Linked DNA regions of Homo sapiens: all the other regions are linked to region 1. Evidence: chromatin loops called from intact Hi-C (ENCODE). Cell type or tissue: heart right ventricle. All regions are shown on one strand. Region 1 has its middle 16 kb from the start of LINC00880. Region 2 overlaps LEKR1 (leucine, glutamate and lysine rich 1). Region 3 overlaps TIPARP (TCDD inducible poly(ADP-ribose) polymerase). Region 4 overlaps KCNAB1 (potassium voltage-gated channel subfamily A regulatory beta subunit 1).

Evidence for each region. Hi-C counts contacts between places; a loop is a spot of excess contacts. Peaks named below come from ENCODE experiments on the same cell type or tissue, not always from the same donor. Only the 100,000 strongest peaks of a DNase experiment are listed, where the experiment ranks them.
Region 2: it touches region 1 in a loop (2.6-fold over the local background); 41 of 110 quality-filtered maps call a loop at or near these places.
Region 3: it touches region 1 in a loop (2.5-fold over the local background); 9 of 110 quality-filtered maps call a loop at or near these places.
Region 4: a loop joins it to region 1, with 4 times the contacts of the local background. A loop is called at or near these places in 57 of 110 quality-filtered maps.

What each region holds. Positions count from the first base shown.
Region 1 is chr3:157,134,596-157,142,595 of GRCh38, forward strand. No RefSeq gene overlaps it. Among named protein-coding and RNA genes, the nearest start is that of LINC00880, 16 kb to the left of the region's middle. RefSeq lists a silencer at 1,105-1,399. In heart right ventricle, CTCF peaks have their summits at 1,264 and 3,031 (motif pointing left); DNase peaks (open chromatin) are centred at 204, 1,372 and 2,472; H3K4me3 peaks cover 663 bases; H3K27ac peaks cover 3,449 bases.
Region 2 is chr3:156,830,923-156,838,922 of GRCh38, forward strand. All of the region lies in intron 2 of LEKR1 (leucine, glutamate and lysine rich 1), which reads left to right. Among named protein-coding and RNA genes, the nearest start is that of LEKR1, 8.6 kb to the left of the region's middle. In heart right ventricle, no CTCF peak of the experiment used is centred here; no DNase peak of the experiment used is centred here.
Region 3 is chr3:156,691,852-156,699,851 of GRCh38, forward strand. TIPARP (TCDD inducible poly(ADP-ribose) polymerase) reads left to right here. Exons shown (of 6, transcript NM_015508.5): 3 at 2,169-2,337; 4 at 4,014-4,174. Among named protein-coding and RNA genes, the nearest start is that of TIPARP-AS1, 20 kb to the left of the region's middle. In heart right ventricle, no CTCF peak of the experiment used is centred here; no DNase peak of the experiment used is centred here; H3K4me3 peaks cover 783 bases; H3K27ac peaks cover 508 bases.
Region 4 is chr3:156,532,231-156,540,230 of GRCh38, forward strand. It overlaps KCNAB1 (potassium voltage-gated channel subfamily A regulatory beta subunit 1), which reads left to right. Exons shown (of 14, transcript NM_172160.3): 14 at 4,428-6,375. The coding sequence ends at 4,517. It overlaps SSR3 (signal sequence receptor subunit 3), which reads right to left. Exons shown (of 5, transcript NM_007107.5): 5 at 7,323-8,000. Among named protein-coding and RNA genes, the nearest start is that of SSR3, 19 kb to the right of the region's middle. RefSeq lists an enhancer at 1,508-2,007. In heart right ventricle, a CTCF peak has its summit at 3,110; a DNase peak (open chromatin) is centred at 3,231; H3K27ac peaks cover 5,538 bases.

The DNA.
Region 1 (8,000 bases):
CAAGTAGTGGCTGTCCCACCCCTACCCTGGCCTGTGTCAACCACTGGCAAATGGAAAGTGTCTCTTAGAATCCAGAAAGAGGTCTCTGTAGGGCCAGATATAGCCCAGGCCTCTGATGGAAGGTCTCCAAGCCATACTGGCCCAATTCAGCCATAATCTGGCTTCACCAACACAGGCTGTACAGGCAATGATTACTGAGGTGCATTCCTTTCTGTTTATCAAGATTCCATGGGCCAAGGCCAGGTGTACCCAGGCCAAAACAAGCAGACCTTGACCAGGCAACAAAGCAGTGCATTGGTTTCACCATGTTCTCTCTGAATGTCCCTCAGCTCAACTGATGCAGCATGATAGGGATGGTCTAGGGTGACAAACACGGACTGCCACACCCTGCTTATGCTTTAACTATTTCTGTTTATATGCACAGCCTTCATATCCAATGCAAAGTGAAACAAGGTGGTTTTTGCCCACAGAGTGGAGTTGCTGAATGTCAGTTGCTTGTATGTCTGGGGAGTGGTTATTTAAAAATCCTACCCACTGCTTCAGTTTGCTCTGCTCTTTATAAGTACAGTCACAACCCAAGACTCCAGGAGAGATTAATCCGGTGTCCTTGTTCTGTTTCATTCCATGTGAACAGCTGAACTGGGCCTTTCTTGTTCGAGATTTGCAAAGGATAGTCAAGATCCTTCTTCAATCACTAGCATTTCAAAAGGGTTCTTGAAATGACAAAATGGTTCCTTTGCACTGTCGACATTTTCATCATCAATGAATATTTATGAAGTGCCCACATGGAGGTTGCTTGCCAGTTCCGAACCCAGATAAGAGGGAAGGTTCTTTATTCTGTTGCAGAGGGGCGTTTAGTCAGTAAACTGCATTTCTTTTAACTTCTGAAAGCCTTCCTTTTTTCTGGGGAAAAAAATGTCATTTTGCTTTTGCAAATGAGAGAGTAAAGCTTTTGGCTATTGCGTAGTATTTCTTCAATTATTATTTGGGTTTCCAGACAGCACTTGTTTTCTGAAACCCTCAAATTGCCTCAAAGATATAATATCTTTGTGCTAAAAATACTTGTTAGTCAAACATTGGTTGAACTCATGACTTGTGGCACTCATGAATTCAAAAGATGGTTTCATTTTTTCCAAATCATTCTCTCCTTTTCATCCACTCCATCCCAGAACAAATCATTCCGATAATGTATTGCTAGAATGACTCACAAGGGGAATCCATCACTGACCGGGTTTGTCCAAGGTCTTGCACTGACCTCTCATGGTGAGGAGAGCAGCAAGCTGTCCCCCACACTTGCAGGCTGTTATCTTGATGGGAATGAGAGCTGTTGGGCTGCTCTTCAGGAGCAGGAGGTAAGAACAGCCTGTGGGGTCCTGAATGGCCCCAGCGTCCTTGGGTACTAAATGCAATGCTATGTACTCCCCAGTGTAAAAAGCTTCCTGGTTGCATACTTGGCTTTTGCCTTCTGTTTGAGACACAGTGAGCCAGATTACTTCAACAAAGTCATTCCCTGGGAATTAGATGCTCAGAAAAGTACATTAACTTTTCATGTCTTGGCAAAGCTTTTAGCCACAGCAGGAGCTCCCTGAGTGAGGGGCTGGGTTTCTTTTACCTCAGTATTCTTGGAATCTGGCCCACTGCCTGACACATAGTAAATACTCCATAAATACTTGTTAACTGACTTCAGTTAATAATTGTCATCGACAGTCATTGAGAGCACCTACCGTTTTGGGTCCCTGATTAAGACTAAGGATACAATGAAGTATAACAAACAGTCCTGGCTCTGATTGGAGTCTAGTTGGCGAATCAGGCCAAACACGATAAATGACACTTGCCAGCATAGAGTGATGTGTTTTAATTGCTCAAGGAATAACACAGGCCATAAGGGGCACTAATGTTTAGGAAAAACAAGAGATCCACCTAGGACAAGATACCAGGGTCAGCCTTTCTGCTTGCTAGGAATTGGGCTATGCCTTTAAGGAAGAGATAATAGCAAGATGTATCAAGTACCTCCTACTCTGTGCTAATGTCTCTTTACATACATTACTGAATCTCACAACAATCACACAAGGGAAATGTTTATCATTGTCAACCCACAGATGAAGAAACTCAGGCTCAGAGAGGTTAAGCAATTCTGTCCAAGGCCACATGGCCACTGAGTAGGAGGACTAGACTTCTAATGCAGGCCAGTTGAACTCCAGAACCCATGCCTCTTTCACCACCTCGGCCAAGGAGGAAAGACCTCAAACTTTATCAGCTACCTTGGGGCTTAATTTGAAGCAGCTTCCAAAGCAAGCTGACACTGCTTCTAGGAAGCAATAGCAAAGCAAGGAAAAGCTGACACCCTCAGGTTCTCTGAGCACCACACTGAATGGGGTGGCAGGTGGAGCCACAGGGTTACTGGAGTTGATCTCTGGACCTGGACAGCTTGCAACCACAAGCAACGGGCTGGGTGCAGGTGTGGGTATGTGCATGACTCTGCTGGACAATTTCCCAGTAGCACACACGTGGCAAGCAGCGTCTACTGCTGAGCTCTAAAAGACTTTTGATGAGTTCAAACCTCATTATGTGGATGCTTTGTAATGAGACCAGTCAGCCCGGGCTTGGTAGAGTGGTTAAGTATACAGACTCTGCAACAAACTAAATCCTGGCTCAATCACTTACTAGCTGGGTGAAATCACCAACTCATGGGTTCCTCTCCCACCACACGGTTTTAGAAAGAGGTCAAATGAGTTAATATATGTGAAGCAGAATGGCATCTGGCACATAGTGCTTATATAAATAAGGGTTGCTATCTATTCTTCTGCCAGCAGAATCTAGCAAAGGTATGTACCTTTAGAGTTATTGCCAAAGGTTCAAGTCTGGATTAAAGGCCTAAATGAGGCTTAAATGGATGTAGCTAAAGACATTAGTGTTCCTTTGTAAACAGACAAGCCTTTATTGTGTTCAGAATAAGGCTTGCCAGTCAGCTGAAGTAAAACTTAGAGCAAGATCTTGTATCACAGACAGCCAAAGAGTGACCTCTAGTGGCGTAGGTTCTTATTACTGACTATGCAAACTGAAAGGCGTTCAAGGAACCACAGATTGTAGGACTATGGAAACCGATCGTGCATGGGTGTCTTTGTCCGTTTGTGTAACTATAAAGGAATACATGAAGCTGGGTAATTTTTATTTTATTTTATTTTTGAGACGGAGTCTTGCTCTGTCACCCAAGCTGGAGTGCAGTGGCGCGATCTCAGCTCACTGCAAGCTCCGCCTCCTGGGTTCACACCATTCTCCTGCCTCAGCCTCTCGACTAGCTGGGACTACAGGCGCCTGCCACCACGCCCAGCTAATTTTTTTGTATTTTTAGTAGAGACGGGGTTTCCCTGTGTTAGCCAGGATGGTCTCCATCTCCTAACTTCGTGAATGGCCCGCCTTGGCCTCCCAGAGTGCTGTGATTACAGGCGTGAGCCACCACACCCGGCCCCAAAGCTAGGTAATTTATAAAGAAAAAGAGGTTTATTTGGTTCACGGTTCTTCAGGCTATACAAGAAGCATGGTACCCATCATCTGCTTCTGATGAGGGCCTCAGGAATCTTCCACTCATGGCAGAAGGCAAAGGGGAATCAGTGTGTACAGAGATCACATGGCAAGAGCAAAAGCAAGAAGACAGGAGGAGGTGCCAGTCTCTTTTTAACAAGTAGCTCTCACAGGAACTAATAGAGCGAGAACTCACTTACTACCTTGAGCATGGCACCAAGCCATGAGGGATCCACCCCATGGCCCAAACACCTTCCACCAGGCCCTGCCACCAACATGTTGGGTATCAAATGTTAACATGAGACTTGGCAGGGCCAAACAAACCATATCCAAACCACAGCAATGGGGAAGATCGTCCTGGACCAAAAGAAAAGTTGTTCTGGAAACTGCAGCCATGAGAAGCCCTATACATTGGCAAGGTAGTTATCCTGATCTTTGAAAGTTATTTCATCCCCTCTGACGCCAGTGCTGATATTCTCAAGAACTCATGTTCCCAAGAGCTTCTGGTTATACAGGTCTAGAGAAAGCACAAATGGTGTGAACCTTCTGGAAAGGTACACATGTGGGAAAAAGTCTTTAAAATATTCATCTTAAAGGTCACAGGAGGCCGAGTGTGGTGGCTCATGCCTGTAATCCCAGCACTTTGGGAGTCCAGGGCGGGCAAATCACGAGATCAAGATATTGAGACCATCCTGGCCAACATGGTGAAACCCCGTCTCTACTAAAAATACAAAAATTAGCTGGGCGTGGTGGTGCGCACCTGTAGTCCCAGCTACTCGGGAGGCCGAGGCAGGAGAATCACTTGAACCCAGGAGGTGGAGGTTGCAGTGAGCCAAGATCGCGCCACTGCACTCCAGCCTGGTGACAGAGCAAGACTCCATCTAAATAAATAAATAAATAATAAAGGACACAGGAACTATCTTAAAGGGGTTTCCATTGGCCACATCGGAATTTGAGTAACGAAATAATGATAGTAATGGATTATAACTTCATAGAATGAGTCCATACTGAAACATATAAACAAATGAATAAATGAAGGAGAAAAGAAAGCTCTTTCTTACAGTGGCATTCCAACTAATAAATGTCGAGCGAATGCTGAAATTTAAAAATCATTTTCAATAGTTATTTCAGGTAAAAATCATCAATGGATGCTAGAATTAGTAGGCAGAAGTTAATTAAGAAGCACTATTGATATTATCTAGGCTGAGTGCAGTGGCTCCCGCCTATAATCCCAGCACTCTGGGAGGCCAAGGTGGGTGGATCACCTGAGTTCAGGAGTTTGAGGCCAGCCTGGCCAACATGGCGAAATCCCATCTCCACTAAAAATACAAAAAAAAAAAAAAAAAAAAAGCTGGGTGTGGTGGCAGGCGTGTGTAATCCCAGCTACTTGGGAGGCTGAGGCAGGAGAATCACTTGAACCCAGGAGGTAGAGGTTGCAGTGAGCCCAGATCATGCCACTGCACTCCAGCCTGGGAGATGGAGCAAGACTCTGTCTCAAAAAAATAAATAAAAAACAAAAGAAACAATATTTATATGATCTAAAGTATCTCCCCCAAAAGCTACTTGTTAATTACAAAGTGTAAAATAGTAACTTTTTAATAGAGAACACTGGCAGACAGCACCTTAACCAATGATCATAGTTAACACCATTGGTTACTGGGGCAAATTAACACTGTGCCTCCTAATGAGGCACTGAGGACACAACCTGGCTTCTGTTGTATTTCTCCTGCCAAAAACACAGAACCCAAATCTAATCACAAAAAAAAAAAAATAGGGCAAACTCAAATTAAAAAATATTCGACAGAACCATCAGTTTACAACAGGGGTGTCCAATCTTCTGGCTTCCCTGGGCCACATTGGAAGGATTGTCTTGGGCCACACATAAAATACACTAATACTAACAATAGCTGATGAGCAAAAAAAAGAAAAGAAAAGAAAAATCGCAAAAAAGTATCATGTTTTAAGAAAGTTTGCGAATTTGTGTTGGGCCACATTCAAAGCCATCCTGGGCTGCATGCGACCCATGGGCCGTGGATTGGGCAAGTTTGGTTTTCACTCTTTAAAAATGTCAAGGTTATGAAAGCAAAGACAGACTGAGGAACAATTACAATGAAAAGAGACTAAAAAGATTACGACTAAAGACAATGTATGATTCTAGGTTGGATTCTGGACCAGAAAATAGGGCACTAGTAGGAAAATTGGCAATATTTGATCAATAGATCAATATTTGCAATATTGGCAATGTCTGGTCGATAGATTACAGTATTGGTCAATATGTTAAATTCTCTGACTTTGGTAATTATATTGTGGATATGTAAGATAACGTCCTTGTTTTTAAGTAATATATACTGAAGTACTTACAGGTAAAGAAACAATGACTGCAACTTACTCTCGAGCAGAGCAGAAAAGACACCACAAAAAGTGAAAAAGCAAGTGTGGTGAAATGTTAACATTTGGTGAATCTGGGTGAAGGATATATAAAATTTCTTCACACAATTTTTGCAACTTTTTTGTAAATCTGAAATTATTTCAAAATGAAAATTTCTTTAAAAGTCCACTTCAGGTTCTTTATTATTTTTCTTATGTCACTGAAAAGGGTTGACTAGTGTCTCCCCAAAATTGATGTCCACCTAGAACCTCAGAATGTAATCTTATTTGGAAATAGGGTCTTTGCAGATGTACTTTGTTAAGATGAGGACATACTGGGTTAGGGCAGGCCCTGGTATCCTTAGAAGACATACACATACAGAGAAAAAGGCCATGTGAAGATGGAGGCAGAGACAAGTGATGCAGCTACAGGCCAAAGAAAACCAAGGATTGCCGGGAACCACCAGAAACTACAAAGAAACAAGGGTGGACTTAGAGAAAGCATGGCCCTGCTGTCATCTGGATTTCAGACTTCTAGATTCCAGAAATGTGAAGGAGTAATTATTTGTTGTTTTAAGCTACCAAGTTTGTGGTAATTTGTGACAGCAGCCCTAGGAAACCCTAGGAATTACAGTCACCCACTTTTAAAACAATGGCGCTCTGGTCTACAAGACGCCATAGTCTGGCATCCTCAAGTGTCTGAAGATGCTAATAATGATAACGTTTATTGGACATTTACACACCTAACACTGTGTTAAGTGTATTATATACATTATTTCCTTTAACCTTCATATCTGAATACACTAGGCTTAATTACTAACTCATTACAGAAGGGAACATGGAAGCTTAGAGTGGTTAAGTAAGATGTGTAAGATTGCACAGCTAATAGAGGATGTCAGCATTGAACACCATCTCTTGGGCCTCTTCCTCTTTGTCTTTCTTTTTTTCTTTTACCCTGAAACAGGGTCTTGCTGCTGTTGCCCAGGTTGGAATGCAGTGGAACAATCATAGCATACTACAGTCTTGAACTCCCGGGCTCAAGCGATCCTCCTGTATCAGCCTCCCAAGTAGTTGGGTCTACAGGTGCACCACTATGCCAGGCTTCCTCTTTGTCCTTTAAAACCTTCTCCCATCCAAAGTGCAGCCCACATTCCCTGTCCTCTAAAAATTTTCCAGGGCCTTCTAGGCCACAGTGGTCCATCTTTCTTCTTTAAACTTGGCACTCATTGTACTGTTGCTTGGCTCTAAAATATACTGAGGATTATTCTGGATGTCATTTGGCTTTTTAAAACATTGTCTTTGCCTCCAACTGAATATTAATTACATGCAGGTATGTGCCACGTATCTAAGCATTGAGACTTCACCTACCCTTATTTCTCTAGGTAGAAACCTATCATTATAGTCCTCATCAGATTATATGCAAGTAGATGCTTGACATTTGCAATTTGACTGTTTTCAAATAAGTTGGAAGTTTATCTGAGACTCTTGATTTCAATTGCGTGTGTAAAAGAAGTCAGCTAGGGGCTGAGAGCCCGGCTAATCAATTTAAATGTGGCTTTATTTGTTCATTGTTGGTCTATGTTGTATTAATTTTTGTTAAATGACTAAAATTTGGTTTGAAAGGTCCATGAAAATAACACATCTGGGGCAGAAAATCATTTTGGGCAAGAAATTAAATTTTGTAATTTAGGGTGGAAAACTGAGCCTCACAGTGAGATTTATGTGCCGGGCCCTCTGTACAAAGATATGATGTGTCATGTGCTCTGTTAAGTGCTCTAGCAGTGTAAAAGTCACTGAAGTGAGAAATTCGTTTGAAAAGGTTTAGCTATATGGTGGTTCACTACTGATTTGGGGCACAGAAAACAATCTGATTTAACTGACCCAGGAGCCTAGTCAAACAATGCCACATTCACAGATTTGGTGATTCACATTGTCTTGGAATATTCCGTGAGATATCAGGTGTCAAGAGCCAAGTAAGTAACATCAATGAGCAAAAGGGCAGAATTCAAGAAAATAGCATCAGCACACTGATACCTGCCAACTGACACCTGCACCTGGCTTCAGTGTTACACAATTAACAGGGGGTGGAGGGAATCGTCACGCACTGCAGC
Region 2 (8,000 bases), 300 kb before region 1:
TCATTAAGAAGAAAGGGGGTTTTTGGTTTCTTTTTTATTGTTTTTGTATTTGTTTGTTTTGTTTTTTTGCAGTAAAGAAAGTTTAATTGATATGAGGCCACTGTGGCATGTGGCAGATGGAGTTATTACTCAAATCAATCTCCGAAAATTTGCAGGGTAGGGATTTTCAAGGATAGTTTGGCAGGCGGTGGGGCTAGGGTATGGGAGCTGCTGATTGATTGGGGATGCAGTCATAGGGGTGTAGAAAATGGTCCATGTGTGAAGACGGAGAGTCCAAGTGGGGCATCAGTCATTAGAAATACAAAAGCCTGAAAAAACATCTCAAAAGGCCAATTGTAGGTTCTACAATAGTGATGTTAATTACAGGAATAATTAGGGAAGTTGCAAATCCATTGGAATAATGGCTCCTAGTCATTTACACCTACATATTAGCAGAATGCAGACCCCTCTAATTCTCTTAACCTTTTGGCTTTTATTAGTTTTACAAAGATGGCTTAGTTTAAGGGATATTATTTAAACTATAAAGTTCTCCCAAAGTTAGATTGGCCCATACCCAGAAATTGTGTATTAGTTTGTTCTCATGCTGTTAATAAAGACATACCTGAGACTGGGTAATTTATAAAGGAAAGAGGTTTAATTGGCTCACAGTTCCACATGGCTGGGGAGGCCTCACAATCATGGCTGAAGAACAAGGGATGTCTTACATGATGGCAGGCAACACAGAACTTGTGCAGGGGCGCTCCTCTTTATAAAACCATCAGATCTTGTGAGACTTATTCACTATCATGAGAAGAGCATGATAAAGGTTCACCCTCATGATTCAATTATCTCCCACCAGGTCCCCCTCACGATGTGGGAATTGTGAGAGCTACAATTCAAGATGAGATTTGGGTGGGGGCACAGCCAAACCATATCAAATGACCAAGGGCAGTTTGGAGGTTAAAGGCAAGACTGAATTTGGTTAGGTCAGAATTTTCTCACTGTTACAATTTTTGCAAAGACAGTTTTAATCCCCCTCCTTTGGGTTTCATCATACCTTATTTTTAATCTGTGTGTTATGGAAATGGAAAAAGGCCTACAGCCACTGTAACTTCTTCCTGCTCACAGGGGCAGATTTGGAGTGGGAGTTGCCCTCAGGGTAAGAGGAGTGAAACTGTCTTGTAATTGTTGGTATGTATTCATGTGTGCCAGGTTGAGATCCCAAGGTCTGCATAAGAAAACATTGGTGCTCTTATCCACAGCTTTCACACAGCACTTAAGTGAACAGGTGGACTATAAGACAAATAATGAGCCCCAACATAAGGAGAGAAAGTCCTCACTTCAGGAATCCCTGTAGAACTGACCTGAAGCCTTAAGGGATACAGGTGAATGACCCCAAGAATCAATCAGATATGGGGTCATTAGCAGAGACTCAAACATAGTGGATAAGGCTGGAATCTAATAACAGTTGTACTATAGTTTTTTTCTGAAACAATTTTTCTCTCTCCAGTTCCCCATTTCTACCAAACACAAATCATAGTAGGACCAATTTATTTGCAAAATAAGTTCCAGTCCCATTATATTTGGCCTGGTTATTTGCATAAAATGCAGCAAGAATAGTTATTTGCCAAATAGGTTCTTTTTCTAAAAATAATTGGCTTTGCTGGAATTTATTTCATAAGGAATCTCAGATTAGACCTTTTAAAAGTCTCTAGCCCAGCCAAGGATTCATCTGTGCCTGCACATACCTGTATGAATTGGGTGAATTTCTCTCTTCTTGAGGTCCCACAATAACTTGGGATTCCTGGGTCTGTCAGAAAGTGACATTCTTTATTTACTACGGGTTAGGAGCCCTGTAAAGGACAAGGTATGAGACCAGTATTTCCAAGGGGCTGTTATCAGCTCTGTAAGTCAACCTCAGTTACTCAAAGCAGCCTGAAACCATGCCATTTCCAGTCAAAGCCTTGGTAAAATAATCAGTGTCTCCAGTTGTGTCCTGTTGCAAAAAACAAAGCAAAACAAAAAACATTCTTATTGAACTTATGCAAAAAACTATATTGCCATATGCTAAGAAGACTCATAATTAGTTTCAAAATTCTGGAGAAATCACGTAGAGAGAAAGAAATATGCTCCAAAGTTTGCAGATAGAAATATGCTTCATTCAATTGTTAAAAGCTATAAACAGCTCAAAAGGAAAGTTGTTATGTGTTTTGACCCTGAAAAACAAAAAGGATCAGAAACATTTCAAACAAATAGTCATAGAAAGATTATTTCATTATTCTCTTAGTTCAGTCCATACAGTTAATTCCTGTTCTGTTTGATATTCATGAACACTTCAGCTCTTCCTGAGAGTCCTAGAAGTTTCTCCCTCTATATTAATGGCACAATCTTTAAAGATATCAGAAATCTGCATTCAAGAGCACCTGTTAGAGTTCCATAGCTGATTATAAAATCACCTTTTGAAAAGGATCAAAGTAAAAATAACTGTGGATGACAAGAGGCTTAAACAGCTATGGTTTAAGACTCAATTAACAAGGAAATTTGGTTATTTTTGTGGCATACAATTTAATATAACAATTATTATTACTGATAACATACACTAAGTCATATTGAAATTATAGGAATCTTGCACAATTCTGGAACACATACCAATAACACTTTCATATAAATACAGCCCAAAGAAAGCCAAATACCAATTCATACTTGACAGTGCTCACTCTATGATGTCAACATGCCAAATAAGCCAGATGTCTCTTTTGGACTTCAGGGGACCTAATATTGAAAAAATTAATGAAATCAAAAGGACTGAATTTAGAACTTGAAATTTTGATTTTGGAAGGTTTGTCAAATATCAAAGGTTTAGAATACTTACTGTTATAAAATAGTATCATTGGTTATTCATTTAGCAGAAGTGATAACTCAAAAATTTCAAAAGGCAAAAACCTAAACAGCATACCCAATAAAGGTAGCATGTGGCTACCTGAATCTCTCTTTCCCCTTTTTTCCTTTTTTTTTTTTTGCAGTTTACTTAAAAGGCAAAAACATTTCATTGTGGCTCAGTATTACAAAAAAACTTTGTTCAAAAGAGGAAAACCAAATTTTACCTTTTTATTAATGTACTATTAATGTTAGGCCCAATTTTTTAATAAAACCTTATAAACAAATCTATACAGTCTTAATCAGTTTGACCATAAGGTAAGATTTTCCTAAACATCCCCCCATAACTTTTTATAATTTATTACAGGGCAGACCCCCATAACTTTTTATAATTTATTAAAGAGCAGATCAATGTTCTAAGAAAACCATTATTCTGACACATGGGTCCAGATTCTGGCCTTGTAACAGTGTGCTTTTTATTTTAATGTTTTAATTTATAGAAAAACTAAATAATCCCGTTCAACTTTTGGCTACATTGCTCACACCCACAGAGCTTCCTTTACAAGATCAATGTATTATAAATCTTTTACAACTTGCTTAAACCTTCAGTATTGTCATATCTTTTTGGGACAATCCTCAAAAATCTCCAAACTCAACGTGATTACTTTCCTTTGAACAAAAGCCATATTTCCAAGACAAAAACACATTCTACTTCCTTTATATAACTTGTATATAAACTTTCTCTAGTAGTCTCAATGTTAATATGTTAACTCTTAGTCACTTTTATTTCTGGTTAGGAACCTGGTAAGTAAGTAATTTTAACCATGTATCAGATTGCAGAGCCTAGGACAAGAACAGAGCTTTAGACAGTGTCTGACTCTTCCTAGCCTAGTCAGAGGACAGGGCTAACTCCATATGTCCCCAGATCTTACCTAAAATCTAATGACTGAAGAATAGACAAGTCAATTTTCAAAAATATCATAGAAGTAGTTTATAACCTTAAAACGTATAGCAAAGACAGAATTCAGTCTGCCTACTGTAGACCAAATGTCTAAATTTTGAAGATGTTTTTATTTTACCAATAATCTTTAAAACTATACTTAACAAAGATTTCTAAAGTCATCTACACTAAAAGGCATTAAATTTTCTATTTTTCTGACAAAATATTTTATTTTAGGGCTCATTCTTCCCTAAACCAGTTAATTAGAGTTCTTTATGTAAACATCCCACACACAACACATATAATTACATGGAAGGAAATGGATCTGGTAGTTGTAAGATTTTTTTGTTTGCCAGTTTTTAAGTTTCTATTTCCTATTTTAGACTATCAGTTTCTTGATTACCTATTCCCTGCCCTAAACAATTGTCAGCTAGGCAACTCTAAATTTGCATTTCTAAAGGGACAGCTCCTAGGTGAAACAGGATAGAGAACTTATATTTTAAAAGCACAGAGCTGAGACATTAAGCCAAAACATTGTATGATAATAGTTTCTAATATACACAGGCAGGCACCCTTACCAATGGGGGTTTTCTTAAATATGTAAATTTCTAAATTGGATTTGTGGCTTCAGGGTGGAGCCCTTCAAGGAACAGGGCCAAGAAAGCGTGCAGCTTCCAGGGCCTGACAGGCAGAGCTGTAAGATAGAACAGATCCCCAAAAATCAAGGGCTCCGTTTTTACGCCTAATCCTGGGTCCCCCAAAAGAGAAACGCTATAGGACGAGATAGTGATTTTATGGTGTATCTCATTGCAAGGACATTTTTCACTGAGGCTACTGGGCAACCCAAAGCCAATCAGCTCAATCTGTAATCAGTCCATTCCCCAATCCATACTTTCCGGGTCCCCAAGAACATGGTTTTCTTATTCGGTGTGCAAAGAACCAAGTATCACCCTGTAGTAACTCAATTGTAAGCATCTGCCATTAGCCATCCCTAAGAGTATATCTCTTACCTAGCTATTACACACCAAGGCTAAAAGTTCTCTCGTAAAGCCTCTCTCATAAAGCGATTCCTTCCTCCCTTCCTTCCTTCCTTCCTTCCTCGCTCCCTCCCTCTCTCCCTCCCCCCAAGTCTTGCTCTGTCTCACTTTTTTTTTTTTTTTTTTTTTTTTTTTTTGAGATGAGTCTCACTCTGTCACCAAGGCTGGAGTGCAGTGGTGCAATCTCGACTCACTGCAACCTTCGCCTCCTGGGTTCAAGCAATTCTTGTGCCTCAGCCTTCTGAGTAGCTGGGATTACAGGCATGTACCACCATGCCTGGCTGATTTTTGTATTTTTAGTAGAGAGGGGCTTTCGTCATGTTCAAGACTGGCCTTGAACTCCTGACCTCAGGTGACCCCACCCACCTTGGCTTCCCAAAGTGCTGGTTTTACAGGCCTAAGCCACCAAGCCCAGCCAAAGCAAAGTAATTTCTGATATCCTCAAAAGTTAAAAAGGTCGGATAATGTAATGCAAAACAGAGCAGAGTCATAAATTTTGAGAAGGATTTGTTTACTTACAATTTTGTGGGTTTCATGAGGAAAACAGGTTTTTCCCTAAATGGGGCCCGTGGTACCTCCTCTGTTTCTCCTAAGGAATCCCAGGCTGGCAAAAAGAAGTAAATGGAGAAACAATTCAGCCAACCAAGAAGAAAAAAAAAGCTTTTTCTCAAAAAAAACAAGATCCAAGAAGAGAAAAGGCATAAAGACCTTTAAAATATATGTATAGTGTAAATATCAACTTTTAGTTAAGCCAACTTTTAACCATAGAGCTTCGTTAAAGAAATCCTTTTAAATCTTTTATTACTATACTCTAGCCAGGACAAACAGCCTCTGGCTTTTAAGCTTTTTTCCCCCTCAAAGGTCTCCTCCTAAGTGAAACCAGTAAGTCTTATCTAAGATTATGACTTATCGATGGATGCATGAGGTGTCTCCAAAGAGACAGCAAGCATTTTTACAATATGTAGAATAGCCCCTGAGGTAGCTCAGAGAAAAGAAAATTCAAGACAGGAAATCAGAAGCTGTCCATGGAGAAGAAAAGAATCAATAAATGGCAAAAGTCCCACAAGTATCCAACCAGAAAGGACTCATTCCCAAAGCCAGCAATTGAGCCCAGACTGCTACTATAAAAGGGTAGTCTTAGCTACTGAGCTACAGCATGGGGCAGCTGCCATTAGTCTTCCAGGAAGGAGTCTGGGGCAGTCATTTTCAAGCTTGTAAAGGATTGTAACTGCTCAAGAGAATTTTCTGAAGCTAGTTAGGACATTATTCATCCTTTTTAAAAACTTTAATTATGGAGAATAAAAGATTTCTAAAATTCCTTTTAAAAAAAATGGTATACTCAGTTTCAGTAGTGACTTAATCTGAGTCTTTTACAAGCCCAGATGTTAATGTTCCAGGATTTTATCATATAAGCAAGAGGTATTCTTAGAGAGGGGATAGAGGAGATATCTCCATCGTCCCCAAGAATTCACTCTCTGTAATGGGCTTAAGATAACAAAAGATGACAAGAGCCCTGTAGAAATGGGATCTTTTAAGACAAGACTCACCCAAAGGCATGACACATTTGGGATGAAGAGTGTGCTGACTCATCTCAGACACCCGGTCCTCTCATACTGACATGAACTGAAAAATTCCTGCCCTTTGGATGGTGGAGACTGAGAGTGTACCTCCACATGGTCAACAGAGTCAAGCTCCCAAGGACGTAAAACAAGATGAGAAGGAAATCTCGTCCAGTTTTTGTTTCAGGGACGTGCAGCAAAGTTTGTAACTGACCAGCCCACAGGGCCAGCTTGAGCATTGGGCTTATAGGGATCCTAGGCCCTTGTTCTATCCTACGGTGCCCCTCTCCATGACAGAAGACACATAAAGATAAAAACTGAGAGGAAAGGAGTGAAACAATGTGAATATTCATAGCACAAAGTGCACTAGATTTGCTACAGCCTCAGACTAATCACACAAATCCTTTTTCCCATTAATCAGACTTTGCAAAGGAGACAGTGATTTTTACCATCAGTTTGCGCAGAAAGGGGCCAGAAGCCTGGCTGGTAGGAAATTCTTACCCTTTTGCCGGCATGCTAGCTTTCCAGGTTCCTTATCTCTCAGCAGCTTTGGTGATGCTGCTTGCTGTACCATAGCTGTGGGGGCCATGCTGCATTACAAAAGAAAATCATCTCTTTCTGTTTCATGGAATCATAGTCAAAAACCTCATTTTGCAAGATGTAGCCAGGCTACATGGGGGATCCAAAATGACGTTTTTTATTCCAGGCAGAGGAAAATACACATGACAAAACACAGACACCAGTCACCCCGCTTAGCATCCAAGTATTGACCTGGCAAGGCTTAAACTTGCCTCTGTTGGCCCGTGTTGTCTTTGATCCACTCAAAGTGGGGTGGGGTGTTCTCCAACCAGGAGTTTCAACAGGTGATCTTTAAGCAACATGGAAGAGTGGATAGTCACCCTGAGTTAGACCTGTTGAACTTTGTTCATGGCTCACAGAATGTGACCAACCAGACAAACTAGTACAGTCTCCTGGGCTTTCATCAGCAATTCTTTCAGGGAATTCTCTCCATATATACAAATACGCACAATGAGATAAAGACAAACAAAAAGGCCTTCCAAACCAGGATTCCTAACCAAAAATTTCCAGGAGTAATTCTTCTGAACTAACCTCTTATTCTCTAACTGGGGAGACATCTCCCCAAACCCAGAGTCTTCCTACTATTTTGGGAGAGCCAGCTAATACCCCCAAAGGAGCCAAACCAAGACACTTGAAGGAGCAGAACCAAGAACCCCAGTGGAGCCAAACCAACTGGGAGAAGGAAGAAGGTTCTGACCGTGCTTAGAATACTCAGCAGACCAGTTTAAAGATGTCTTTCTAGGAAGGATGTCTTTCTCCACTGCAATTAGGCCCAAGCACTGTGGGTCAGCAGGGCCTCACTGGGCAAGGACAGCACCAGACATGGCCTTCAGTTCCAGAGAAATAAGCAGCTGCCAGAGCTCACCTCCAATTCCAACATACTGGTGGGGGGCTGACAAACTGCAGGCAGGCACCCACAAAGGCAGATCCCAGACAGACCCCCAAACTTATAATAGCCCGATGGGTTCTTCCTCCCACACAGATGAAATCAAGCCACTGAGACCAAGCCATTGCAGTAGAGAAAGAGTT
Region 3 (8,000 bases), 440 kb before region 1:
AGTTGATTGTAGTAAATTAGGATTTGTCGTAGAAACTTCATAATGCCCAAAGGACTGACATGCACAGAGAATGTAGCAAAAGCTGCAGTTGTAGATGTCTTTCTCATGCAAATCATTATCTATGAAGTCTCAGTAATACAGGCTTAAACAGAAATTGCTAGAGTGATGTCCAGAATAAAATCTGACACTAAACAGCAAAAAGCATTGGCTGTTTATATTATAATGCATGTTAACATAATGACTGCTGTTCTAAGAACTCCTTAAAGGAAATACTGAGGATTTGTGACTCATAATTGGGAACAGTTGCTGGGCGATAAGCTTAAAGGGGGAAAAATATGTTTAGAAACTTGAAACAATCTTAACAGGGAGAAAGTTTTTTATCTCACTTCCCAATCATAACATCAGATTCTCCTAAAGTTAATGAAAATTGCTTAAGGCAACTTGATATGAAGTTTAATTTAGGCATAGGAGTTCCAGTTTACAGGACTTTTTTTGTTTTTTTGTTTTGTCGTGTTTGTTTCACTTTTTAGGATTTCCCAGAAACATTTTTCTATTTGAATTAAATATTCCTACTTACCATAAATCATTTTAAAACAGTGGCCAAATATTATTTTAAACTACATTATATTATCTTATTTCATACTTAATTAATATTATATGTTGTTTTTGAGACCATATCCAACTAGTTAGTACTCTTACTAAGCAAGAAGTTTGGGGTTTATTGGCAAGATCTTTAGGAATTTTAAAGGAGTATACTGCTTTTTTGTAAGTTCCATACTTTTTGGCTTCATCAGTTGGTTATATGGTTGTTTTTTCAGTGTAGAACCTGATTCATAAATTGTGAACATTGGGATAGAGGATGGCAAATATTTGTATAATCTGTTTTTCAAATATTTGTCTGCAGAATCTTTTGTGCACAGAATACCTGTTAATAGTTTTTGAAACAAGTATTCTAAGAGCAGATTTTGGAAAATGTGCTAGCTAGCAAAACCCGTAGATCAAATTTTTTTTTTTAGACAGTTTCACTCTTTTTGCCTAGGCTGGAGTGCAGTGGTGCAACCACAGATCAAATTTAATATCCTTTTCAAAATCCTAATTTACAGCAAGGAAATAAGTTAATTATTGGGAAAATCTGTCTCAACACCTAGACTTCACATGTACCAGTCTTTCTGAATGCCTGTAGATCTAGAGTATTTCCTGTGTTGTAGACATCCATTTAGAAATCTGTGGTACACTATGCTACAATATCTGTGCTGTTATCATATATTTAATTTTTTATATTTTCTTATAGTAACTTTCAAACATACACAAAAAAGAAAAGAGAGAAGAGTATAATGACCATTATGCCAGTTATTTGAAATAATGGTTCAAATGTTTCAAACTCTAGGTGAAGTTCCATAAAAGAGGAAACACAAATGTTTTTATTGGACTACCTTTTATAAATTATTAAATGAGTCTGATTCATATAGTGGGACTTCCCTCCAACAGTATGGAGACATTTGTAAAGGAATGATTCAGCAGCAGTCGACCAGATAATAAGATGACCAAAATATTCTCAAAGCTAAACCTCATAATAATCCAAACTTTTTTTTTCTTCATGTTTTGCCAACATTTTTCAACCCACAGGATAAAAGATAATATTGATGTTGGGTGGATTAATACTGGCTTTATCCGGATTCATTTTATTTTTCCCTTCTTTTATTCTGTCTTTGATCAGGCAATACTGTGTATTCCTGTATTGGCTCAAGTAAACTGATGGCCTCTGAAAAAAAGGTCAAGCTTGAAGAGAAATTTTCTGTCTATGTTTAGTTTCTACATATAGCATCATAGTAAAACTGACTCCCTGATTGGCTGAGGCCAGCCCACTGTAGAGTGGAGGGTGGGCTTATTTTGATTGGGTTAGGCCAGTGGTGCTGTGGGGTTAAATCAATCTTACTATAATTCCATGGCCTAGAAATTTTGGTCTTGATTAGAAAGGGCATGTAGGAAATGGATGCTGTGGAAACAACCGGCAATAAATATGCTTTTACTCCAAGTAAAGCAAGTTTTGAAAATTCTACAACAGGCTATGCTATGTATTTTTAATGTCCAATGATATTTTTAGATATTTCTGTTTTACAAATTTATTAACAGGTTTTTGGGTTTTTTTTGTTTTTGTTTTTTTTTAGAGGACAAGAATTTTGGGCAGATTTGAATGCCATGAACGTGTATGAAACAACTGAATTTGACCAACTACGAAGGCTGTCCACACCACCCTCTAGCAATGTCAACTCTATTTACCACACAGTCTGGAAATTCTTCTGTAGGGACCACTTTGGATGGAGAGAGTATCCCGAGGTATTTACAGATTCTTTGTTGACAAGTACATTTTTCAAATTTATTTTTTTCTTCCTGTATTCTTTTATTCTTTCTTTACAACAATGACTAGGCAGAACTATGCATATAATCAAACAGCTTATGAATATAAAATTGAGTCTCATTGATACAAGAAAACTTTTCTCTTTTTCTTAAAATTTATTTCTTTCCATTAATTTGAAATCCAAAGATAGCATACCACTATTATCAGATAAATAAAATGCTTTCCACAGAATCTTGCATTATAGAGATGAAATATTTTGACCTGTTGCCGCCTGTGGAGTAATTTTCACGACATGAGAATTGGTATAACTTTTGATTATATCTGGCTCTTGGGCTTATGGAGATTGGATCAAGTGTTACACTTAGCATTTTAGAAGCCCAATGGAAACAATCACTCATGTCTCTGGAAGAAGTACTTGAAAATGTTTATTGAGCTGTGGTCAGGGAAATCAGTTATTTACAATTTTCTCCTATGTGCACTTGCATCCTTAGTCTGAGACAGTGATAATAGCCCTTCAGTCTCAAAGCAAGGTTTTAAAATGATGATGGTTTACTTTGCTTCTGAATGACAATTCTGAGTCATTTAAACAACCTCAAATGGACTTTAGAGATTAATTTCACATTCCAAAGATCTGACTTTTTCAATTTAAGTTCATTTCCAGCATTACAAAAGGGGGGAACAACTTATCTACCTTACTTTTATTTTTAAAGACAATAGCAAAAGAAAAAAACCTAGTATGTTAATTATTGTTAAACACAATATTAAACTAAGTAAGTTTAAGTAATCACTAGTATCTACCTTCCAAAGAGAATACAAGGCTGTTTAAAATGTACTCTCAGAATACTTGGTAATCACTAGTTATCTACCTTCCAAATAGAATACAAGGCTGTTTAAAATGTACTCTCAGAATACTCAGACTGTTCCTGTGTTTTTCCTCTGAGAAGTTTTTTGGGTTTAGAGCTTGAACTTTATATACCACCACCTTTTCAAATTTTATTTATTTATTTATTTATTTATTTTGAGAGAGAGGTCTTGCTCTGTTGCCCAGGCTGGAGTACAGTGGCACAATCATAGCTCACTATAATCTTGAACTCCTGGGCTCAAGCAGTGCTCCTGCCTCAGCCTCCCAAATAGCTGGGACTACAGGTGCATGCCACCATACTCAACTAATTTTTATTTTTTATTTTTTGTGGAGACAGGATCTTGCGATGTTGCCCAGTCTAGTCTCGAACTCCTGGCCTCAAACAATCCTCCTTTCTCTGCCTCCCAAAGCGTGGGGAGTGGCTCACAGGCGTGAGCCACTGATACTGGCCAACATCACTATCTTTAATTCCTCTTTTGAAAACTCCCTTAAGAAATATGAACGAAAACTCTCTATGATATTATTAAGGCTCAAAATAGAATAAAATAGTTCCCTGGGCCCCACATGTTTTGTAAGGTGGAAATCCATGCCTTATGAACAGGGAGCATCTTTCCACCCTACATACTTGGAAGGGAAAAAAAATCTTAGCATATAAAGGGAGTTATTTAGACTCACTGTACTTTATTGAAATTCCTGTGAGGTTAACTTTTGCCTTTGGTTAATTTTCATTTTTAACCATGATTATTAACTTTCCTTTTTTTTTTTTTTTTTGTTCTGTTTTCTCCTCCATAGTCTGTCATTCGATTGATTGAAGAAGCCAACTCTCGGGGTCTGAAAGAGGTTCGATTTATGATGTGGAATAACCACTACATCCTCCACAATTCATTCTTCAGGAGAGAGATAAAAAGGAGACCCCTCTTCCGCTCCTGTTTTATACTGCTTCCATATTTACAGTAAGTGTCGAGTATGAAGTTGCAATATTTACTCTCATTTTATGTAAATGCATTCCTGAATACTAGAGATAAAAAATAAATAAGAGTCTACCTTGGTTAGTACTCCTAGAATGTGAAATTCCAAATTAGTCTTTGGATTTTAATTCCTCAACAAATTGAGTGTAAATAAGCTACAATAAATCCAGTTACACTAGAAGAATGAGTAACTTATTGGATTTTTTAGAGTTAACATTTTTCCACAACTAAATATAATTGTGTCTGGAATGAGTCACAGAACTTGCATTTACCTCCTTCATGGAAGATTTTTTCCTTCCATGAAACTACTTTCAAGATGAGACCCTTCTATGTTACAGGACAACTTAGCCAAACTGCCGGGGCAAGTGAGGAGAGTCCTACAAGGTGATTTCTTGTTTTCCTTTTACTTGAGGGAATTTGAATGGGGAAAGTTCACCTTTTCAAATAATTTACATTCTCATTTGCTAGGTAAGCCACCTCTTCTTGTGATACTCACTAAAATTACTTGTCATACTTACTAAGAATACAGTTTCTTAATGTAAGGTTAGGACTGAACTCACTCTTCTGAATTGTAGGTGAGCTTTTCTTCCATTTTGCCAAGAGTTGTTTCTTCCTTTGGTCTCCAGACAACCCAGTGGCACATCTTTATAGATACCAAAAGGTGGGGCACATTACCATTCACATGGCCACCTTTGAAAATTAGTATCTCTAGGGAAATCATTATCTACTCCAGTCAGATATGCTATTTTTAGAGACTGATTTTGAAAATGGTATAGGTTTACTTGGTTTTATGAACTTTAGAAGTCTAGCGTAATGGTTGGTTTTTTTGTGCTGATCTTTGAGGAAAAGATACCATTTTTATATTCCTACTGTTTTTATTTTAGCTCAAACTGTTTTCCCTAAGTTGTTATGAGAAAATCTTAGTGATTCTAATCCCATGTTTGGAAGGGGAACAGTAAAAACAAAATACAAATAAAAATCCCTGAAATGATCAGTATCCAAAAGAAATTTGTAGTAAGATTAATCTTAGAAATATATATTGGATTGGGTTAAGTGTGTTCTTTCTTCTAAGTGCCCGTTAGAAAAATTTTACCTTGTAGGGTTTCTTAAAAAATTAGAACTAGTAAAAATGCCATTTCTGTGATTTTACTAGCACAGCTGGAGATAGTGTCAGTGTCCAGTAGTTAGGAATATATTGTCCTCCTGGTGAGATAGTAGAACCCATTAGTGAGACCAGCAGCTTGGCATGCTGAGCCAATCAAGCAAGATAGAACTTCTGTGTGAGGGTAAGAATGCAAGTTCTGCATTGTTGGAAAGTTTCGGTGAATGGTGAAAATGCGTCTGTTTTTATCTCATGATAAGTAATTATGGAATATGCCCTCTTTTTTTTTTTTTTTTGAAGCTTAGGCTTGTTTTGTAAAAGTATGAACTATAAAGATAATATAAGCAGCAATACAATTAATGCCACAAATATGCCTTCATTATACAGGCATATCTTGTTTTATGGTGCTTTGCTTTATTGTACTTCACAGATAATTGTGTTTTTTACAAATTGAAGGTCTGTGGCAGCACTAGGTCAAGCCAAATCTATTAGTGCTGTATTTTCAACAGCATGCGCTCATTTTGTGTCTCTGAATCATATTTCGGGTATTCTTCGGATATTTCAGGTGTTTCATTATTATTGTATCTGTTATGGTGATCTGACCGGTGATCTTTATGTTACATTTGTTTTGGGGTGCCAAGAACAGCACCCACATAAGACGGCAGAGTGTTCAAGTGAAAGGAAGAGTTACACATCTCTAAGTCAAAAGCCAGAAATGATTAAGCTTAGTGGGGAAGGCATGTTGAAAGCTGAGATAAGCCAAAAGCTAGGCCTCTTGTGCCTTAACATTAGCCAAGTTGTGAATACAAAGGAAAAGTTCTTGAAGGAAATTAAAAGTGCTACTCTGGTAAGCACACGAATTATAAGAAAGTAAAACAGCCTTCTTGCTAATATAGAGAAAGTTTTAGTGATCTGGATAAAAGATCAAACCAGCTACAACATTCCCTTAAGCCAAAGCCTAATCCGGAGCAAGGCCCTAACTTTTTTCAGTTCTTTCAAGGCCGAGAGAGGTGAGGAAGCTGCAGAAGAAAGTTTAAACCTAACAGAGGTTGGTTCATGAGGTTTAAGAGCCCATCTCTCTTATAGAAGTGCAAGGTGAAGCAGGGAGTGTTGATGTAGAAGCTGTAGCAAGTTATCCAGAAATCTAGCTGAGATCATTGATGACAGTGGCTAAACTAAACAAGAGATTTTCAGTGTAGACAAAACAAACTTATATTAGAAGAAGATGCCATCTAGGACTTCATAGGTAGAGAGAAGTTGATGCTTGGCTTTAAAGGACAGGGCTATCTTGTCAAGGGCTAATGCAACTGGTGACTTTAAGTTGAAGCCTAGGGCCCTTGAAAATTGTGCTAAATCTACTCTGCCTGTGCTCTATAAATGGAAAAAGTGTGGATGACAGCACATCTGTTTATAGCATGGTTTACTGAATATTTTAAGCCCACTATTGAGACCTGCTCAAGAAAAAAAGACTTATTTCAAACTATTACTGCTCATTGACAATGCACCTGGTTACCCAAGAGCTCTAATGGAGATGTACAGATTAGTGTTTTCATGCCTGCTATACAACATCCATTCTGCAGCCCACTTATCAAGTAGTCATTCTGACTTTCAAGACCTCCTATTTTAACAGTATATTTTGTAAGGCTATAGCTGCCATACATAGTGGTTCCTTTAATGGATCTGGGCAAAGTAAATTGGAAAACTTTTGGGAAGGATTTACCATTTTAGATGCCATTAAGAACATCGTGATTCATGGGAGGGGGTTAACATACCAACATTAACAGAAATTTGGAAGAAGTTTATTTCAGCCCACATGGATGATTTTGAAGGGTTAAAGACTTCAGTGGAGGAAGTCACTGCAGATGTGGTGGCAATAGCAAGAGAGGTAGAAGTAGAAGTGTAGCCTGAAGATGTGACTGAATTGCTACTATCTCATGATAAAACTTGGATGCATGAGGAGTTGCTTCTTTTGGATGAGTAGAGAAAGTGGTTTCTTGAGATGGAATCTACTGGTGAAGATGCTGTAAAGATTTTTGAAATAATAAAGGGTTTGGAATATTACATCAACTTAGTTGATAAAGCAACAGCAAGGTTTGGGAGGATTGACTGCAACTTTGAAAGAAGTTCTGCGGGTAAAATGCTTTCAGATGGTACTGCATGCAACAGAAATCTTTCATGAAAGGAAGGGTCAATTAATGTGGCAAATTTCATTGTCTTATTTTAATAAATTGCCACTGCCACCTCAACCTTCAGCAATCACCACCCTGATCAGTCAGGCCATCATCAAGGCAAAACCCTCCCACCAGTAAAATTACTATGACTCACCAAAGGCTCAGATGATTGTTAGTGTTTTTTAGCAATGAAGTATTTTTAAATTAAGGTATAAATATTGTTTTTTTAAAGAATGAATGCTATTATGTACTGAATAGACTATGGTATAGTATAAACATAACTTTTATATGCACTGGGATACTAAAAAATTGTATTACTCACTTTATTGTGATATTTGCTTTATTGCAGTGGTCTGGAATAGAATGCTCAATATCTACTAGGTAGTCATATATTGATAATATGGGCTTACAAGAGAACAAAAATAGTTACTCTTTATTTTCCTTTTTCTTTTAAAAATTTTCTATTTTAATCTTTCTGTCTAAAACTGATAATCAGGTATAAAGTAAGAGATCAGCAAATCAAAGAAATATTAAACTT
Region 4 (8,000 bases), 600 kb before region 1:
TATTCTGGGGAGCCTGTAGTGGCAGTGGGTGGGTTGAAAGGATGTTCCTGGGAGCTCTAACTAGAGGGGTGGAGTTTAGTATCTATTGTGACCACCTCCTTTCCCCAAAGGCCACAACTAGTCCTGAGCCTATCCTACTCTCAACCCTGCTAAAAGCCCTAGGAACGATCCTGCCCACAATTCCTGCCATAGCCACTACCTGGTAAGGTTATCTATTTTTCTCTTGCTCATGGAGGAAAAGAACTGTCTCACAGCTTCTTCCCTATCTACCTGTCCCTGCAACAAGCACACAGCCCTGTTACCATTCCCAAAAGGAAACAGGTGGAGGTAGCAACAAACATGATTTAAAATCTTTTTTAAAAATAGCCCAGAATACACTGTGGAATAAATGGTATAGATCCCTGCCCATTCCCCCAACCTTTCTTAGGACTGTGCAGCCGTGTAATCACCTCTGCCTCTCTGCTTCTAACAACTCCCATATCCAGCCCCATAACTCCTACTGGATTCTGTGAGGTTCCCTGTAGCTACGTGAGGAATTCTCCCTCTTATGTTCATTTATGCTCTGGGAAAAGATAAGGGTACACAGTGATGAGGGGACAGAACAGTTTGTACAAAAAAGAACTGAAATTCAATCCAATGATTTCAGTTTCACTAATATTTATGGAGCACTTATTCTATGCCTGGCATCGTGCTAGGCAGTGGGAGGACTGAGATGAGTAAGAACAGGACCTGGCCTTCAAAGAGCTCATGTGCTGGCTGAGAAACAGTGAATTAAAATATCTATCCCTTAATTCATTCAACAGATCTTTGAGAGCCTATTGTATACCAGGTACTGGAGATAACACAGGAAAGAAGAAAAACACTGTCTAACCTTCAAGGGATGTTTTACGTGCCAGTAGGAGAGACAGATAAATAGCAAAATGATTTCAGGTTATGAAAAGGGCTATTAAGTAAATAAATGTTTATTTTACTGAGACTGAGAAATGGGTGAGCCTACATTAAATGTTTTTGCAAAAAGCCCCTCTGGAATATGTTTATTCCGAGGGCTTCATGTGCCTTCATTTTTTACATTCTTTGACAACCATTCACAAGTCTTCACACAGCATGTGAAGAGTCCAGGAAAGTGCATTCCAGGGACAGGGAAGAGCAGTGGAAAGGCCCTGAGATGGGAAAGACCTTGACTTTTCCCAGGAACTGCCAGCTAAGGCCAATGTGGTCAACACGTAGTTGAGCACAGGGACAGCAGATGCACTGACGTGGAGAGACAGGCAGGGCCAGGTCTCGCAGGACACCATGGGGTTAGAGTTCATGCTACATGTAACAAGTCCTTGTGGAGGGTTTTAAGAGGAGGGACATGCTCCTATTTGAATGTCTGAAGGTCACTCTGGCTGCCATGCATAAAGTAGAATGAAGGGCAAGGGCAGTCATCCAGGCAGGAGGCGATGGTGGCTTGAATGAGGGTAGTGGCCATGGAGGGGGAGAGAAATGGATGGATTCTGCAGGTTTGGGAAAGAGAGACACCATGGCTTGGCAGAAGAGGGAGGAATTGAGGATTTTTATCATGCTAATACAGGGAGATCACTGCCATTCCTGGGGGCAGTCATAGTGCCTAGGGATGGCATATGAGGCAAGTCTAGGGCTGAGTTTTAAAAGCTGTGGAAATAGGCAAGGCAGCTGACAGGGAAGGGGACACATTTCAGAGGAAAACTCTTGAGTAATTTTTCTTCCCAAAACATTTCCTCCCTAGCAAGGCTTTGGCTGGCAGCAGGATGAGGCTTTGCCTATCCTAAAGGGGACATTATCCATGCAGCAAGACTGCTACCATTGCGGGCTTACCAATCCTCCCCTGTTCTACTTCACCTCCCCCATACCCAGCACTAAAGTCCACCCAAGACGAGTTGTGATTGGGCCCCACAACATGGTGAAAAGCAGACTGGGTGACTAGGGGTGCCCAGCAGTGGTGGCACTGGCTGCAAAAGGATGGAAAATACGGAGCACCAGCAGTTGTAAGAAAATATTTCTAGTAGGCTGGGAAGGCAGCTGCTTCAAGGGATGCCACGTGCCTAAGATGTGCAGGAACGAAGGGGCGTATATAAATCAGAGCCTGACAGATGGGAGAGACAGGAGGAGAAACCACAGCTGCAGGCAGCCCACCTTCACCTGCACAGGTTCCATCCTCCCCACTCCCACCTAAAAGGTGGGAGAACCGCCTCTCCCCCTCCTCCCCACATGCCTTAAAACCCTTCTGAGGCTTCCCATCACCCATCAGAGAAGGCCAGGCTCCACAGCAGTCGGGCCTCATCACTCCCCACCACACCTTCCTGGAATCTGAATCTTGAGCCGCTCTCAACCACTCAGAGCTTCGGCGATAACAGTGGCCCTCTGCCTACAAACTGACCACTATCCCAGCCTAGCAAAATCCTACTCCATCCCCAAGTTCCAGATCAATAGGAACCCAATCCTGGGAGGACTTTACTAATGCCCAGCCAGCCCCAGCAACATTAGCCAGACCTCCCCCAACCCACCACCTATCCCAGGCAGTGTAACATCAAGTTTGCAAAACTAGTAGCCTGTGGGGTGTTTGTAAAATCTGTAGTAGTTTACAATGTTTCAAAGTGGGGCTTCTCTTGAAAATTCTGGTCTTGTGATACTATGTCTTGTTTTATTCGAGTACTTTTATGGTTTCATTTTTTTAATGTTTAAATCTCTTTCCTATAGAGATTTGCTTTGGTGTAATGAATGAAGGATTCTTCTCCTCACGTGGCTAACCCGCTGTATTTTAGACAAAAAAAAAAATCCAACAAATCCAGTTTCTAGGTTTTTGGTCTCATTGTTACAATCTCATTTTAAATAACACATTAGCTGTTTGGACACTGAAATTCCAGAGCTAGTGGGAAACCAAATTCTTCCTTCAGCTTCAGACAGTAAAACATTAACCAGAATGAAGTTTCCCAGGCTGGCAGCTCTATTTTGCCAAACCCTAAGGCTTCTGAGGATAGCACTTGACTGGAGACAAGGTCACCTTGGCCAGCAGGATTGCAACAAAGGAAGAATGAGGTTGAAACCTCAGAATTGGTCGTCAGAATTGTATTTCACCACAGTCTCCACACAGGGTCAGACTTTTCCAGTGAGAAAGTCTGCCTTTGTCCCTTGTCTTATGGTGTAATGTGTACCCTTGGCCCACTTCTCACAGTAAATGCTAGCCTTGGATGAGCTCATCCTTTCCCGGGGCTTCAGTCAGCATGTCGGTGCAAATGACTCACAAACCCTCAACTCCAGTCCTCCGGCAGCTACTAAGCTCCACAGCTGCACTTGCAGCTGCTCAGTCACTCCTAGGTGGATATTCCACAGGCACTTTACACTCAACACATCCTATTCTCTCCCAACTTCTTATTCCCCAAACTACTTCTCCTTTGGTTTCTAATCTCAATAATCAATACCAATATACTTCTAGTTACTCAGTCTTGAAACCACCATCTTCCCCCAAAATGTCTCTCAGGTCCACTTTTCTGCTCCACTGCCCTAGTTAAGGCCCTATTGCCTGGCTTGGATTGTAATACATATCTAATATCTGTGTCCCCTTTCCACCTCCTCCAGCTCATCCTTCAAACTACCTCCAGGTGTCTGATAGGGTTACTCCTAGATCAGAAGTCCTGACAGGTTCCCCACTGCCTAAAGTGGGGACTCCATAAAATGGCATTCAAGGCTTTCCACACTCTTATCCCATTCTTACCATCCGTATCCTGTTCTTAGCATCCCCACACCTACACCAATCACTGTATACTATCACTCCAGTTCACTTTTCCATGCTATTCCATCTACCTGGGATGCCTGTTAAACCCCAGCCATCCTTCACCAGGGATAAGACCACCAGTCAGAATAAATCTCTCCTTAGTCTCTAGACCTGTGCTGTGTACTACTATGGTTCTAGCCACATGTGGCTATTGTATGCGGGAAAGATGGTGAGTCCAAACAGAGATGTGCTTTAAGTGTAACATGTTCACAAGATGTGACTTAGTACCAAAAACAACTGTCAAGTATCTTTTCTATATTGATTACATGTTGAAATAATGTTTTGGATATAATGAAGTAAAAACATGTATTAATTTCACTGTTCTTTTTAAGGTATCTAATAGAAAATTTTAAATTACAAATGTGGCTTGCATTATATTTCTGTTGGATAGAGCTGCTCTGTATTTCTATGAGCCTTCACTTATGCCTTTATGCCTTCATTTATGCAGTCAATCAACAAGGCCCCTGACCTCAAGGAGCTTACAATGTGATGGTGTTGGGGGCGGGGGGCTTAGATTTCAGCTGTGGTTTATGAAGATATATGATTCTAGATTACTTTGCTAAATATAGAGCACAAAAAACCGAATGATCAACACTGCTAACAATATCCTTTGTACTTCTCCTCCTGCTCTCAGGTTCTCCCAAAGATGACATCACATGTGGTAAATGAGATTGATAACATACTGCGCAACAAGCCCTACAGCAAGAAGGACTATAGATCATAAGGCAATGCATGAACCACAGAAGCTGCATGGTTAAAATAGCGGCCTGTGCCCAGTACAGAAAGGTGTTACTAACCAGTCTTTTGAATCACTTAGCAGCTTGCTGCTCAACCTCTAGTGTCCCTCCCTGGATTCTTTGAGGTGTCTGCTGTCGCTACCACTGTGCACATCTGAAAACTCACAACCAAGAAAATCCATTCTATTTTCTTATCTTGGACTGGAGTCACCTATTCTTGCATTGCTGTATACACCTCATGCTTATGCAATGGGAAGAATATGGGGGCCAGGGGGTGTGGTACTACCTTCAGGCATTTGGTAACTCAAAGAAGGCTGTACAGATATATTTTTTCAAAAGAACAAAATCCACAGATGCAATGTGAGTTGCGTAAGAAACAGAGTAGATAGACTAAATTCAGTGAAGGAAAGGAATTGAGAGATTTTTCTTAGTAAATAGATTATTGTTAAGTAAATAGTTATTAAAAATATATCTCACTGCAAAAAAAAAAAAGCAGTATCTTCACTCAAAAGTCTTGCTTGGAAGAATAAGCAGAAATAATTTTATATATTTTTTTTCTATTTTCACATTCATACTAACAAGTTTTGTTCCATTTGTTATTCAATAAAACAAAAATTTCTAGGTATTTGCTTTATTACCTTTCAAATATTTACTGTTGCTTGGCCCCAAGAATGGCCTTGTACAACTTATCCAGAATGTCTATTAGGATTCTAATGTTATGTCCACTTACAAGTAGAGACAGTAAAAGGATGAATACCCAATCTTTAGTGACAATGCAGCTGATTTATGAAAGAGAGGGCTACACTGCTATGGAAACTTAGCTTCAAAGAAAATGCAATGTATCTGCAATTAGGTGTTCATTTTTTACTACATTTTATTAAAACCTGCTTTATACTTTCAACTGCTTGTAGGCACAACTTCTGCAAGTTTAAATATTTGAGCTTTACAAATAAACATACACATGCTCAGTTTTTTAAGTAAACCTGTAAAATACCCAGGAAGGCAAATGTTCATTGTTTAATTAGCACTGGGATTTTATAATATAATGTTTGGTATTTTTGAGGCATTGTTAACATGAAAGTCAACCACTGGCTTTGTGAAAAATGCTATGTCACTATTCAGAATATGCTGGGTAAATTGACTTGCCTAGTGAAAAGCAAAATGTTAAAGAAAGAACTTCTGGTTCTATAATCATATTATATGCACTAAACTATATGCATGAAAGTTCTTTGCATGGATTAATGGGGCTTACCCTTGTTGCACTCGAAATCTGAGGTGTATCTAGCCCTGCCACTATTGGCTACTTACCCTCATTAATATCCCACTTGAGAAAAATTGTGAGACTATACTGTGTCAATATCTGTAAAAAGAGAGAAAACATGTTTTGTTTTTTTTTGAAGGGGGTGGTGTGGGAGTGGCCCTTTAACTCTATTTGGCTATCTGAGGATGTACAAAATTCTCATTTAATTTTCTGGTCAGCAAGTTCCCCACACAGAAATCACTCTGAGGTTTACAGAAGAACTGTAATATTATTTTAAAATGCGATTTTTCTGTCATTAGTTCTAGATATGTACTTCATGGTTAAATTCTAAATCTGAAAATGCTAGTGGGAGATATCAAGAAATTTTCTTTTTGATTACTAGTACCTGTATTCTAACAGAGAGTTTGAATTTTTTGCCCGTGTTATCAGAATGATGGAAATTGATCATTTTCAGTTGTTCATTGTGTATTCAATCCAGCGAACTGCTGTATGTATAGAGGAGCTGAGGTGCTGTCTAATGGGAAATGTGATTTGATTGATTTATTTGCTTAGAGTAATAAAAGCATTTTGTGCATTCAATCTTACAATAGATTTTATCTGATCTTTCACTGTAAGGCTTATGTGTATTTTCCATATATGTAAAACATACACATGTAAAATATATGTGGCCATAAATTAGGCAATAATCATCTAAATAAAAATTATATTGGCAGCTAAGCTGCACTGAATACTCAACAGAAATAGTAGTGATCAAAAGTCTGAGATTTAAATTGCAATCCAAACATATTCTATCATCAATCAATCAATGGAGATTAACTACTGAAGATACCATTTCTCACTGGGTTTTAGAACACTCCGCACTAAGGTTAAGGCTTCACAAATTCACTTTTAAAAACTTACTTGCAAATCAAAACCAAATATAAATATTATGGCTTAGCTGTGGGAACAGCCAGTTTTTTATATGCGAATCTGTCATGGTAAATATACTAATGTATTTCACAGTTAGTTAGTTAGTTAGTTATGTCCTTAAGAAAAAATTCCACGCACTCTTATTATTTTCTTTTCTCTTCCAAAAAGAATTCCCTGGCAGAGAATCTATCATTCCAAAAGGTAACCTGGGTACCAGCCATCCCTATATGGAAATCTCAGGCAAACTAGAAACCCTGTGTCTGGCTTCCCACTTTAAAAGAACTGTCACTTCATCTTCATGACAAGAGTGCCAAAGTCATGAGGCAGATGTCAGAGCCTGAAGGAAACTTAGCCATCTGCAAAGCCATCCCTCTTTGACAAACGAGCAAAGCAGGCCTGGACAGATGATGAAAAAACTTGCCCAAACTCACACACTGCTAGTTGATGGCAGAACCAGGCCTAGAACCCAAGTATTTTGTGTTCTAGTTCAGTGCTCCATTAGGTAGATTTTTTTTTCTTTTTAAGCTTTAAAGAAGAAGTTTTATGCAGAAATTGTTTGTGAGAATGTTGAAGTTAAAAAACATAGTTATTAATCCAAACTCAGAAATCAAACAGGGATAAGTCAGCGAAAAGATGATATATTGAAAATTCATGAAGGCCAACGAGAAGTTAGCCTCTATCGCCCTGAAAATTTAAACCAACCCCCCAAAAGACCCTCCTAATCTATTAATTCCTCTGCTTGGGAGTCCCAAGGAAGTGAAAGAGAATCCCTTAGAGCTCTGATACATCTATAAATTGGTTTTCTCCATAAATGTACACATACATGTATCCTTCCATCCTGTCTCCAGAAGCAGCAGTGACTGGCATGCACACTGAAAACAAAGAAATAGGGCAGGCAGGAAGGCACAGCAGGTACATACTGGCAGAGGCCTGATGTCTGCCCTTTACTGTAACTGCTCAATGCCTTTCATTGCCTCACATACATTTGATTGGTAACTACAAAGATGTGCATTTACATGTGTGAGATATTAAAATGATGGTTACATGTATACATATGTACCAAACCTGCATGGTCAGCACATGTATCCCAGAACTTAAAGTAAAATAAAAAATAAAACAATTTGAAAAAAAAGATGGTTAATGTAAAATAATATAATAAAGATTACGTACTTCATCATAGGATTCTTATAAAGAAGTGTAGGGAAAATACAAATTTTAAGAAGCAAAGTTTAATCATACTTATTAAGCAAGACTTTTCACAAGAATTGAGTATAAATTCAATCTCCATATTTCAGTTAAC